Regions from separate parts of the Homo sapiens genome. Here region 1 is linked to region 2. Evidence: chromatin contacts called from ENCODE Hi-C or POLR2A ChIA-PET data. All regions are on one chromosome and are shown on one strand. The core of a region is the stretch at or near the end of the contact, and the rest is flanking DNA. Distances in the headings are between cores, read along the strand shown.

Evidence for each region. A loop is a pair of places that touch in the nucleus more often than their neighbours do. ChIA-PET counts read pairs that join two places held with the same protein, here RNA polymerase II (POLR2A). Pooled maps may share reads with other maps.
Region 1: a loop to region 2 is called in a map of natural killer cell, with 6 times the contacts of the local background. The contact joins the promoter of AS-PTPRE here to the enhancer-like site in region 2. A Hi-C loop is called at or near these places in 1 of 168 maps with a recorded cell type or tissue (natural killer cell), 3 of 37 single-sample maps with no recorded cell type and 13 of 50 pooled maps. POLR2A ChIA-PET finds 5 or more read pairs at or near these places in 4 of 52 experiments (activated CD4-positive, alpha-beta T cell, activated CD4-positive, alpha-beta memory T cell, activated T-cell and 1 more).

Annotation. Positions count from the first base shown.
Region 1 is chr10:128,057,074-128,063,932 of GRCh38, reverse strand. AS-PTPRE (lncRNA antisense to PTPRE protein-coding gene) reads left to right here and starts at 1,508. Exons shown (of 3, transcript NR_136150.1): 1 at 1,508-1,806; 2 at 3,089-3,246; 3 at 5,564-6,201. PTPRE (protein tyrosine phosphatase receptor type E) reads right to left here. Exons shown (of 21, transcript NM_006504.6): 8 at 2,918-2,994; 9 at 2,218-2,254; 10 at 753-850. RefSeq lists enhancers at 1-425, 765-974, 1,385-1,434, 766-1,965.
Region 2 is chr10:127,989,823-127,996,802 of GRCh38, reverse strand. All of the region lies in intron 2 of PTPRE (protein tyrosine phosphatase receptor type E), which reads right to left. Among named protein-coding and RNA genes, the nearest start is that of PTPRE-AS1, 59 kb to the right of the region's middle. Within about 2 kb of position 5,507, at least 13 of the 41 ENCODE cell types and tissues checked have a DNase peak (open chromatin) inside an H3K27ac peak, as active enhancers do.

The sequences.
Region 1 (6,859 bases), core at 259-2,758, 71 kb before region 2:
TAAGTGTCCCTCAGGCTCCCAGTTCTTCTTTCATTCTGGAGAGTGAGCTCACTGCCTATGGCATGGCTCCCTGCCTGTCACTCAACCCCACCCCCGCACCCAGGCTCCCCACAGCCACCACTTCTCAGCCCTGAATTTGAGCCCCTACTCCTTGCACCTGGGACAGAGCTGGCCCAGCACAGCAGATGCTAATGAGTACTTGTTACATTAGGAAACGAATCAGTTCAACTTTTCTTCTTTGTCAATGATTCAAATTCTTATAACGTACATGCATCCTTTTTTGAATTAGAAACAGCTAATTAAATATATTCGGATGACAAATCAACATTTCTTCAATATACCAACGTTTTCCAAAAGCATTTCTCTAGTCTGGATAATAAGCGCGAAATCATGTTCATTTCTAGCCTGAGCTCTGCCGCATGACACGCTCAACATCCTAAAACTCTAAGATTCATGTCTCTCATCAGGCAGGCAGAGCCATGGGGCCAGCCGGGGGCCACTCTTACTTGGGAAAAAAAGGAAACTCTTGTGTCATTGTGTTATCACAGATTAGATAACAGTGAGATGCTGGGGACACAGGGGATTTGTTTCGTGAAGAAAATGCTGTAAGCCACTGCATGTGTTTGGGTTTTTTTCTGCAGTGATAGTGGGAGGAAGGGAGGGAAGTAGGAAAAGGAAGTGGTAAGAACATCCCCAGCCCGGCAGCAGCAGCTGAAAGGAAGTGATACCGGGGCCAGATGCCTGGAACTCACCTCTTTCCTTTCTTTCAAGTTTGTTAACATGACGATGGTCGCAGACTTTTGCTCCCAGACCATTCTCCAGAAGTCGTTAACCGTTTCCTGTTTGGGACCTGTGTGTAGAGGACAATTTCGAAGTCAAAAGGCATGAAGGGAAGTCCCTTTGGGGTCCCAGCCCCGGCACCCTGGCCGTTGGCCCCTGGACAGCTGTTCACTCCCTTCTCAGGCTTGTTGGGGACACACACGTCATGCCCTGAAGCGTTCCGGAACCGGTAGGGGCTGCCTGTCCTGCCACTCACCCACTCCAGCTAGGAACTCCTCAGTGGGCAAGATAATTGGGCCCAGGTTGAGTTATGACGTTCACAGGTAAGAAGCAGGGTTCAGATGAGGGCTGGGTCTACAGCCAAGTGTGGGAGAGCTGGTGAAAGCCTTGCGAGAGGCAGAGACTGGCCAGCCTCACCCTGCATTCCCAATCCCCTCCTCTTTGTCAAAATCTTACTCTCAGCATGGTGCTGTCCAATACGATATGAGCTAAAGTCCCTCGGGAGGGGGATGTGAACAACAGACAAAGTGTCACTAGGAGAAAGTCCTCTGCCCCTATCCACTTCCTGTCTGAGCTGCGGCTATTTTGCAGTCCCGAGCTAAGTGCTACGTGCTGAGGGGGATGGGCGGGGAGATAAGGAAGCCCCTGGCCCTGCTGCTGTCCTGCCGTGGGCTAGCTCCCTGTGGGTGTCTGCTGGCAAGAGAGAAACACATGCTTTCATCTGCTTCAGCCAGGATCGTCAGGTTTCCTGAGGTTTCCAGCTGGGCACATTCCTGATGGCCTCTGCGTGTGCACATGTGTGTCCTTTTTTCTTAGAGATTCTGCATTTGTAACAACTTCCCAGGTGATTTTGATGGACGCTGACTTTCAGAGCTCATTGCCCTAAAGACTCCTGGCCTAAGAGTGAGGAAGTCTGAGGAATCTGGTTTCAGCTCCACTGATATCTAACCGCACGTACACCAGGTCCTGCAGATGACAACCTCTGGTGGAACGGAGTGATGCTGGATTCAGTACTCAACACACAAGGTAGCCCTGTGCAAGGTGAAGGGCACGTTTTCACAGCTGAAGTATATTCTTAGTTATGGCCTTGATCTGAAAAGCTATTCACCCCACTAACCCCTCGCCCAAACTTGGGGAGCCATGTAGGGCTCAGCCAGCTGAGAGAAATTCAAGGTTATCTGACGCAAGTATTAACAAGCTGGAATGGCAGCCGGGGCCATTGCGTGCCCTGTGTTCACACCATATAGGTGTGGGAATAAGTGTGTGTTTCTCTGACTACACATATCCGTTGTGTGAATGGATATCTAACGTGTCTGTTAGGTGTAAACACACACACACAAATCCAGTATAAGTCCTTGGTCTTGTTGGCATACAGAGAAGGAAATAAGAGCTATTCACGTTACCAAAAATACGTTGAGAAATTAATAAAAAGCTTACCTTGAGCTGCTATGAATTTATTCTTCTCTTTGTAACCCTAGAAAAAATAACATCAGATTTATATTTTTTCAGAATTATCTTTGCTGAAAGGATTTGTTGGTGTTGCTGTTAGGAAAGCAGTACATATTCACCATGGAAAATTTGCAAAACACAGGAAAAGGTTAAGAAGGAAAGAAAACTCACCAGCAATTCCAGAAATAACAAATCCTACTTCATACGTCCCCTCTCTAGTCTGTTTTTCTGCCAAACCTTTCCCAGACTCACCCACAAGCAGACATGCAGACATTTCTGTCCTCTAATTGGGTGAACATGTACAATTTATTTTATGTTGTATTTTTAATGGGAATTTTATAATTGATATTAAATGATCTTTTAAAGATTAATACAAATCAAGTTCTAATAGTCCACTGCACATGGTTTTACCACAATCTGTTTAACTACCCATGCTCCCTGTTCTATTTGGTCAGGAATATACATAATGCTGTAGTGAACATCCTCTGTGATCATCTCTGTCTCTTGAATTCAAATTCCCAGATGCTGATGCCAGTGTGTAAAGCACGGGCAGTTCCGTACCCTTTGTGCTTGTGGCCAAACTGCCCAGAAAGGTTGTGACAATTTACACTCCGGGCACCAGACAAGAAAGTGCTTACTGCTCATGCCCCAGCTGGGCCAGGGGAACAAGAAACCTCTGCCCACTTACATCTATGTAGGAAGCATTGATGTAGTCTGAACAGGGAATTCCATCCAGTTGGCTCAGAATCACCCTAGAATGGTCATCTGGAAAAAAAACCCAAACAAAGCCAAGATATTAGGACCAGGAATCACAGTGCTGTCTCTTCCAGAAATCACAGTGCTGTCTCTTCATCTGCAGTGTCAGCTCCTGGGAAGGGCAAAAGCAGCTTCACAGCGACACCAGGGATGGCAGAGATGTTCTTCCTCAGCGTTCCCATGGAGAACACTAGTGTCCTGAGAGAGAATGCACCTGCTTTGGTGAACACTGACTGTCTCAGCTGTGGCATGACGACAAGGGTAGGATTTCAGCATCCAGGATGGGGGCTGCTGGGTCATTACATAGCAAGAATAGCAGAATGTGCCAGGCCCCTGGCAGTGCAAGGGCTGTATTTTATGAACCCTGCACTGGGCCCAGCCCCAGTGTTGCCAAGTGTGGGTGCACTTAAAAGAGCCCCAGGACAGGAGAACTGGGTCCACTCTCCCAGGCTTCCCAGGGAAATGAGCACCAGCCCCATGAGGACAAGTGGATGTGGGGGTCTAGGATTGGGGACTCTGACCCTCAGTCCCACCACCGGAGTCTGCCCCAGAGCTGGAAGGCGAGCACAGTGAGGAGCGTCTGGTAGATCCAGCCTGTTGCACAAGCAGTTTTCCGGGGTAGAAGGCTGACCGTGGAGTGCTCTGTGTGTGGGGTGTGTGTGTAGTGAGTGTGGTGTGTGTGTATTGTGTGTGTGGTGTGTGTGGTTGTGTATGTGTGTAATGTGTGGTGTGTGTGTGGTGTGTATGGTGCATGTGTGTAGTGTGTGTGGTGTATGTGTGGTGTGCATGTGTGTAGTGTGTATGCTGTGTGAATGTGTGCATGTGGGTTTGGTGTGTATGTGTAGTGTGTGTGTGTGTGTGTGTGTAGTGTGTGGTATGTGTGTGGTGTGTATGTGTGTGGTATGTGTGTGATATGTTTGTGTGGAGTGTGTGGTGTGTGTGTGGAGTGTGTATGTGTGTGCGTTATGTGCGGTGGGTGTGTAGTGTGTGTGTTGTGTGTGTGTGTGTGCATGTAGTGTGTGTGTACACACACGTCAGGGCTCCATCATGACTTTTGTGGGTTGTAGTCACTTCTGCCTTTGCAGCTTCCTCCATAGAACTATTAAGAAGGTTATCTTAGGACTGGGTTGGTCGCCAGTGAAAAGATGCACTCCAGAATGGGTTTTGCACGTTTTGTTTGTGATTTGAAGAGAAATGAAGACATTTTCATGGGCTTCTAAAAGTGCTGTGGGCCTGGCCCTGCTCCTCCTGTAACCTTTCCCAGGAACGTCCGGCTCGGCCAGGCTGGGACCAGGCTGGTTCTGAGGACGTTTATGCTGCACTGGGCACAGAGTCTGGCATGTGGTAGAAGCTTAGGGTCTCCTTCCTGAGTCATTACTGAGTAACTCTAGGTCCTCTCCCTGCTTTCTCTGCTTAGTCTCTGATCAGGGTGGGTTGTGTTTGTGGTGTTTGTGGCGTTTGTGATGGGGAGCCGGGCAGCCCCCAGGTCATGCCTTGTTTGTCTCACCTTCACCTGGAAGGCTGCCAGGTGGGCCACGGGCTGGTGGCCTGCGACCTCCGATGGTTGAGCCAGCTCTGTCGGGCTGCCAGCAGAGAAAGGGCGGGTATAGCTCTGAGAGACAGTCACAGCCCACACAGGGTGGCCAGGGAGTCAGACCCCAAACTTACAGTCCTGCAGACCTCACTGTGAGACCCTCCTGCTCAGGGACTGGCAATGCCCAGGCAGAAATAGCTCTGCTGAACACATATAACACTAGTTGAAAATAATTTGGAATGGTTTACGCTTTGAGGACAGCTATAGAAAAGCACAGGGTAAAATATAGCCTTCTGCTTAGATTTAGAATCTTGCAGTTTCTAAGAGCTTCCTGTCTTTTTATTCTAAAAAGTCACACTTCACATTCAAAACATTATTTCCTAAAATTATCAGCTGTTGGCACTTTTCCAGAAAAGAGGCCTAGCTTGCCATCTTTCTATAGTCTTTCTACAGGCAAAAGTCAAGCCTGCCTGACATGCAAAGCACCTTGACCTCTGACCCCAGAGCTCCCCAGGGCCACATGCCTGCCCAGAGCCAAGGACCATCTTATGACTCTGGTAAAAGACTGGGAAAGGCAGGGAAGGTGCCAGGGGCTGGGGAAGTTGGGTCCCTTCTCTCCTCTCCCCCAGGTGACTCTCAGTCCCACCCTAAGTGATACTAGGGGCTGGGGAAGTTGGGCCCCTTCTCTCCTCTCCCCCAGGTGACTCTCAGTCCCACCCTAAGTGATACTATGGGCTGTCACCCTGGGGGCGGGTGGAGCAGCCCTGAGAGCTCCCTGCCCAATGTCCCTTCAGCCTTAAGTCTTCCTGATGGCTAATGCCAGATGCCACCCCATTGATCCTTGCCAGGCCACAGCGTCTCCATGCCACCATTCTGTAAACCCATCTTTCCACCCATGTGAGAAGTGCCACGTCCTGGTCCCCCAGTCCCGGGCAGCTGCGTGGGCCCTGGGGTTCCCATGGTGTGGTGCTCCTGCCAGGAGCAGGGGAAAGATCTTACAGGGGAATCTAGAAAAGCCCATTCTGAATCTGACTACACTTTCAGGCTTGGAGGAAATGCCAACTGACTCCAGCAGCACAACCTGGAGAACGCGGCTCAGAGAAGACTTGAGAACGTGGCTCAGAGAAGACTTGCAGTGGGTGGGCCCGGCCTCTTCCAGGTGGGGGACTCCCAGGTGAGGCCACTGCTCTGCCCTGGGCCATCACACTTTGAGAAGGGGACTGGGTGTAGGTAATGCCCACACTTGGCCATGATTCTGCTTCCACAGAGGTCCCAGCTAAATAGTCTTAATTAACAATGTGATGTTACCTTTAAGGGATGAAGGTTTAGTGATTGAGAGAAATGAGGAATTCAGGAATGTGCTTAGCACTGAGCGGTTTCTTAACACATATGGTTGGCAAATCAAGGCACAACTTAAAACCACTCAATTAAGGTAATAAATTAAGCAGTGAAACTAATTTCTAAATATCCCAAATTTGACACACATTATTCCAAAGATCTCAGACCTCCTCCTGCCATGGCCTTCCTTTCCTTTGAGCTGCTCAAGCCATGTAAGTTGCCTCCCCTCTTTCTGTGATATCTTCTACCCATTGGCAACAAATCCTCTCCAAAGTGTGCAGCATCTAGCCATGTCTGAGCTACTGTCAAGGCTCAGCTGTGTGGCCACCACATGACCTCCTGACCCATCTTCCTGGTGTTGCCTTGGCCACCCCTACACATATGTGTTGAATGAAAGACTATTTGATGAATTTCTCCCAGTTTTCATTGGATCATGGGTTCACAGTGGGTTTTGTGAAAACCACATATCAATCCCACGCATGTAAAATGGGACAGAATTATTTCTAAAAAGTGCACAGTTTGGACAGACCACAGATCGGACAGACCATAGCTGCTCTGACATACAGAGCAGATGAACTCAATTCTAGTCCTAAAAATGCAGCAGGGAGCAGCATTCCGGGGCCCACATGGGCTGCCTTCCTCCATCCCACCAAGGCCCTGGCAGGGTGGGATGGACTCCCTTTGTGGACCAGGCGGAGGCTGCAGGTTCGGGATTTAAACCTGAACTTAGTGGAGCCCTTTGAGGATGCCATTTTGTTAGCCTGATGGGCAAAGCAGATGATGGGAGGGGCCCAGGTGAAGGATCCCCAACTGCACGCCCCGCCCCCCTGCTGCTGGGCCAGATCTTTTTTTTTTTTTGAGATGGAGTTTCGCTCTTGTTCCCCAGGCTGGAGTGCAATGGCGCGATCTCGGCTCATGGCAACCTCTGTCTCCCAGGTTCAAGAGATTCTCCTGCCTCAGTCTCCCACGTAGCTGGAATTACAGGCGTCCACCACCATGCCC
Region 2 (6,980 bases), core at 4,258-6,757:
GAGTTGCAACATTCACAGGAACTCCCAACAGCCGGGACATGATGGCCCTGCTTCTGTGAACTCGGAGCCTGCGTGTGCCTGGATCCAGCCATTGGTGCACCTCTCAGCCTCCTCCTTCATTGGAAAGAAGAGTTTTCATGAGCTCAGCTGCTGACATGAAACAAGGCTGGAGGCTGAAGCCGAATGCCGGGAGGCATACTAGCTGGATGGGAAGGGGCTGGCATGGGTTCCAGTGAGGTGCCACAGTCATAAAAACTGGGGAAGCTGCAGGGGCATACATTCTGAAGGGGAGTCTCAGGTTGGAGGTTTTACTGTAAGGAATGAGCAATTTGAATCAACTTTAACAGGGCATGTACACAGTATGATTCTGGAAAAATGGCACCACTGCCTTCTTTCTCACCCTGTTTGCTGGTGTGCAACACGCAACCACTCACGTCCCAAACCCTCTCTTAGGTGTTTATTTCTATGGTGGAAAGCGATTTTGACGGGCCAGCTTTCGAGATCTTCCTTGTAATCTACTATTGCCTGAATGGGCATCTTTAGCCCTTTAAACTGCCTTTGGTGAAACATAGGTAAAGTTACGTGTTGCCAAGCAACGGAAGCTTCTGACATTGCATGTCCTTCTTAGAGAAGCTCTCTCCCTTCCAAATAATTAGACATCAGTCACTACTCCACGTCCACACTGGGAATAACACAGAGGACTCAACATCATCCTGAAATGAAAAGTGAATCACACTGATTCCTGGCAACAAGATGTCCATGAAATGAATTTTCCCTTAGAAACCAGGCTCTTTAAGACCAAGGCTGGCATCTAAGACAGCAGCATGTAGGCTAGATGGCTTGCTGAACCCTCAAAGAAAGCCCCCCTCCATTTCACGCTAATGCACCCTTTACAAATAGAGGTCAAATCCATTTAGTTCAAGGTGGTCTCCAATACTTTGCGTGCGTGTGTGTGTGTGTGTGTGTGTGTGTGTGTGTGCTCGTGTAGAGTTGGTATAAACATGGACAGAATGCTAAATGAGGCACCTAAGAATGATTAGTTTGTGGCCTGACAATTTTCCTCTGACACTCAGCAAATTCATCATAACTGCAAGCAATGCTTGCTTTAGCCACCTTGATATCCCATCCAGAAGAATTAATCAAATGTTGCAGCATCGTTGGAAAACAGGTTTTCATATCGGTGTTTAAACAACCTATTGCATGATGGTGCTGATGAAATCACAGAAAGGCTTGGATGCTATCCAATTCTAAACCCCACCGTCAGGGTCTGGACAGTCAGCTAAGCCCCAGCTGGGTAATTTTGCGGTGCTATTCTGGATCTGCAGATCCAGATCCCACTCCTCCTCCTAGCTTGCCTTGGCTTCTGGATACATTTAGTAAGAAGCAAAGCACATAACCATCTCCAGGGACGCGGATGGAAGAAAACCAAGAAGACCAGGTAGCATGGGCCACTTGACACTTGAGCCACCTCCCACTATGAGGAACCAGGTGGGTCGGTTTATCTCACAAGTGGACACGGTGCCTTTCATAATTCCCTCATCCTCAGAACTCACTGGGAGACACACTTTGGGTTCTCCTCTCTGAGAACAAAGATGTGTGGATCTGTGAAGCCTGAGTTTGAATGCCAGGGCCTCCTGGCTCTCAGGAGTGGTGGGGGTTGAGCCTCTCTTGCCAGCTGCTGACTCTCTGCCCTGATGGAATAGGCACCACCATGGGACTGGGCTGAGGTCAGATTTACTTTTTTTGGTGGGCGACACCTACAGGTTTATTGACCCGGAAGCCCTCACCTTAGAACGCATCTCCCAGTGACTGGTTCAAAACAAAATCCCTTTTCAAGACACAGAAGTTCAATGCTAGTAGGTGGCTTGGATTGGTGGGTACATCCCTTAGCTCTTAGGAATCCTAGGGATGGGGGCTGGGGAGAGAACTGCTATCAGAAACCCAAAGTGAACTGAAATGTGCAGTCTTGGCCCAGTTTGGGGCCAGTGCAGACCTGGAATGAGGCTCTCCCTTACGTTCCAGCAGGGAGTCAGGAGGACCAACAGCCCCTGCGACATCGGGCTGCATGGCCACAAAATAAAACAAAACAAATGTGGCCACATCAGTGAAAGAAATCACTGAAGCCAGTCTGGTGTTGGACAGAGAAAAATCACTGAAAATTGACTGAGCCACTTGGAGGTGTTAGTTGACTTCATGTATTTATTTATATCCAGCTTGCTCCTAAAAGGATACAAAGTCACGTAAAGACTATTCATTCATGCACCTAAAATTCACTGGGTGCCTCTCTCATGCCAGCACTTGTGCAAGGGGACAGAGGGATGGGATCCCTATCCTATGGGGCCTGCGTTCTTGCGGGTGAGAAAATGGGTAAATACCACAGTTCCAAATACTGGTAAGTGCTTTAATGACAATATAAAGTAAAACGGGGGTACAGAAAGTAACTTGGGGCTGGAAGTTGGATAGGTAACATCAGATAGAGTGGGCAGGGAAGGCCTTTCCAGAAACTAATGATGGAATCAGAGAAGAGAGCTCTGGCTGTGCTCCCCCGGAAAAGAAAGTCCTTCGCCAGTCACCATGGGCAGGACCCTGCAGGGCTCTGACCCTCACTTCTCGTACTCAGGGTGGGCTTCGGGAACACGAGAGCAGAGCAGTGCTCAGGCCCTCACTCAGAAGAGAGCCCCTCATGCTTGGGGTTTAATGCTCTGTAACTGCTACCTTCATATGTCATAAGAATTTTATCTCTGAACTTGTGTTTTGTGAGGGAACTCTGGTGGGGCAATGGGACATGTGCCGGGGTATGACCCCTCAACTCACACCTGGCCCACCTTCTGCTCCATCCCGCTGGGTTCTTGACTGTCCACTTCCTGCCCCGACCAGCAACTGAGACTCCCCCAACTCCTCAACAGGGAGGATGGGGGCTGGATGGATGCCTTCTACCTGCCCAGTTGAAGGCAGTGAGAGTATCCTAGTGCCTGGGGGAATGTGACATTAAATAGAAGGTCACACACACACACGCACACACACACACACACACCACTATGAAAGATCCAGAGAGAGAACACGAAGAAAGGAAAAAGCTTTTTTTCCTGCCTTTTGAACGAGTGACCCCGGGTTTTAAGTAGCCAGCCCTGTTTGTGCTAAGTGCTGCCCCAGGCTCTGTGAAGAATGCAAAGATACAACTGTCTTCTCCCTACTCCCCCTTCTTCCACGCCTGTTCATCCCCTCATTCACATATCCATCAGCAACGCAGGTTCCTGAGACCCGATGCATGCTGGGTGAACCCTGGGGATCCCAGGACAATGGGCTCCCTCGCCCCCTCCAGGAGCTGAGACCCTGGCCCCCCATCCCCGTCTGTGACAGTCAGGCATGGCTTCCACATCAACTGTTTTCTGTCCCTCTGCGGTGGCCCCACCACGCATTAGCTTCAAGTTATGTGTCACACATCATATAAATTATGGATAAAGTAGAAAATGGGAGTTAGAGAAAACATGCACTCTCTGATAGCGCGAATTGTCAGGCCATTCTCCGAACTTGACTTTTCATTTCTCAAGATTAGTAGTTCATTTCCTTCTAACCACGTCTTAGAAGAAAACCCTTTCCTGGGGATTTAAGAAACTTAGAAGAGGAGCCCCTGGGTTGCTGTGACACCCCTGATGTAGTTCTCTGTCTTTCATAGACCTGAATACGCAATTTCAGTGAGTCTATTTCCTCAACCCTCTGCTCATTTTCAATCAGGACCCTAGATTCTGTGACCGGGGCAACTTCAAACTTTTTCAGATATCCCAGGCACACTGTGATATACACAGCAGACACATTAAAAAAATGCACTACAGCCTCACTGAAATAAAACAATTCTTATTTATTTTTTAGCTTTATGATGAATTTCAGAAAGGGGCTACTTGTTCTGGAGAAAAATGAAGACTCCCACTTACGCGGTTATTACAAATGCCTGGGCACGCACCTGGCTTTCTGACCACATATTTGAGTTTCTGAAGAGGTATTTGGATTTGTTGCATGATACTTAGTTTTCTGAATGGGGACTTGGATTCTAACCAGGTATTTGGGCTCCTGATGCTGTATTTGGATTTTAGACCTGGTACCTAGGTTTCTAGAGCAGGTGTCTGGCTTTCTGATGCAGGTGCATCAGCAAAAGGAGAGGCTCCAGGCCTGCGGTCTGGCCCTGAGGGTAACTCGGGTGTTTCCTGAGTGCCCCGAGGCCCAGGAGCGTTGGTGAGCAGCTGCCCTGAATAGGGGGCCTCTTCACCAGGGAAGCTCGGCTTCAGGAAGCCCCGAGCTGAGGCCCAAGATGCTGGGCTAAGAGCAAATCATTCCCAAAGAAAGAGACCCCCAGCTGCCACCCTTTGTATTTTCAGTGTGCTATGAATTTCGTGCGAGAACTTTTCAGTTTCTTCTGAGGGCCCAACCTGGATGGCGAGAACCCTAGAGCCTTGCAGAGGTGACTCCACTGAGCAGCTAGGGAGACGGATGTCCTTAGAAGAGGGGTGACCTGCTGACCCCCACGTGGTTGCTTAGCACAGACATTCGGTACCTGAGCCTCACAGGCCCCACCTCTGCTCCTTTTCTGGTCATGTTGTTTTCCCCATGACTAACTCCTGAGTGCTCCACCTGCCCCTCCAGCCTCCCTTTCTCACCCCTCTGATCTGCACCCCTCCTGCCACCTCCTTGCTAGCTGTGTTTCCCATCCTCTAGGTTCTTGGGTTCTACTGGGTAAAATCTGATCCTGGGGGCCCCGAGGTGCTGGGCACAGGGAGGAGCTTCAGCTGCTCACCCGGTGGGCTCACTGGTCAGTGCTCAGGACAGGCAGGAGGGACTCACTGTAAAGATAGGGCGGCCTGTGCTTCAGAGTCATCCTGAAGGAGTGGTGTTGAGGGGCCCAGGAGAGGGAACAGTTTGGTAAGGGGTGGGGCCCAAGACAGGAGCTACATAGCTCTGGTGGCCACAAGTACCTCCGGTGCTATTCTAATAAAGATTATGGATCAGAAAGGATTGCCAGATCCCTGCTGGACGGACAGAGGCCAGTCAGAGTCATCAGAGTGGACAGGGGTGAGACCCTGCGAACACTGTAGGGAAACACCTGATATTACCAGGCTTCCCATTAGGAAACCTCCCACGCGACTTCCCAAATGGATTGGATTTGTATTACCCCCAGAAAATGTTTCAAAAAATTGCACAACTTTGGAAAATATTTTTATAGAAAGAAATGTTTTTGAAAGCTGAATGAGACAGGCTCCTTTTCTAGAGAGCATTCCATTCATGATGGCGTCATGCTTGCCGTGTCTTAAGAGCCTAGGTCAGGTTAAACACCCTCTCTTAAGTGATATTAACATGCCTCCTTGTCTCAAACACTGAGAACCACATTACTCAGCTGGTATCAGAAAGAATTTTTTAAAGGAAAATGACTTAATTCTCAGCTCAGCAGGCGGAAAATATACAGCCGTGGGTAGTGAATCACTCATTAAAAATTAAGTCAGTCCGCCCACAACGGGAAACAGCATAACAGAATGTCGGTGTTGGCTTCAGATTGGAAGGAAGCCAAAAACAGGTTTTGAAAATAGTGATGCCTTTGAATTCGATCTTGCTCAAATAGTCTACTTTTGGGATTTCTAACTTCATCCCGGTGACATCCACTTTCCAGTGTGTCTTCTGTTGAGAACTCCCCTAAGAGGGGAACAGAGTGATATCGAGGGTTTCCATGGTTTCTGACGAGATGAAGTGGTTCACCTTCCCAGTGAATCACTTCTTCTAGCAACATAAACCATCACGCGGCCCCCGGAACCATTTGCCAGAATGGCCCTCAGAACAGTGGGAAAAATACCTTTGTTTTATTAACTAACATTTCTGTTTGAGTTTTAAAATCAAAGCCCACGGATTCTCAGCTTTTCCTTCCTGAATAGAAGCAACATTATAAAAAGGAAATGACCATATTTCAAATAAAAATTTTCCATTAATAAAATGCTTTTTAAAAAAATGTTCTTGCTTCTTTTGGAGAGCAGTGAGAGAGCAAAAACAAATGAGCGAGGCAGGAGGAGGAAGCCCCTAGGCCAGTGCTGCTTTCTCATAGGAAGATGACAAAACATTCACCCCAAAACATGCAGACACATCCTGCAAGACAAGGGGATGAGTGCGGCTGGTCCCCGTCATGGCCGACACATGCAGTAGTTACTTTCTGGGGATTTCTGTTGCTAACTCCAAATCCAGACCAGCACCACCCTAGAGCATAGAACTCTAGGTCTTGAAGATGTCTTTAAACAATTCTCACCCAGCCCTTTATGTTTTAGACCAAGAAGGTGTGACTCAGAGTGATGAAGTGACAAGTCTAAGTCACTCCGCTTTCTTTTCTTTTCTTTCTTTTTTTTTTTTTTTTTTTTTTGAGGTGGAGTCATGCTCTGTCACCCAGGCTGGAGTGCAACGGTGCAGTCTCGGCTCACTGCAACCTCCGCCTCCTGGGTTCAAGTGATTCTCCTGCCTCTGCCTCCTGAGTAGCTGAGATTACAGGCACGTGCCACCATGCCTGGCTAATTTTTGTATTTTTAGTGGAGATGAGGTTTTACCATACTGGCCAGGCTGCTCTCAAACTCCTGACCTCAAGTGATCCAACCACCTCAGCCTCCTAAAGTGCTGGGATTACAGAGGCCATTCAACTTTCCAGAACTAAAATCTTTCTAATCAATCATTTTTCTAGGCTCCTGGGCAAAACACACATTTATACTTAGTAGAGAAAGGACTCAAACATTGGCTCTCTAAGCAATATTTCCTGAAATTAGAACTAGAATCAACCACTTCATTTTTCAATATCTTGCACAATTATAAGCTTGCAAGAGATACCTGATAAACCCGATAAACCCTCAGTGAGCGAATGAACAAATTACTGGCTGTGCTGGAAGGAAACATGCCAAGTGTGTGAAAAGAGATTAGAAAGCTGGATTTGGTCAGCAGATAACATGCAGAAATAATTGGGA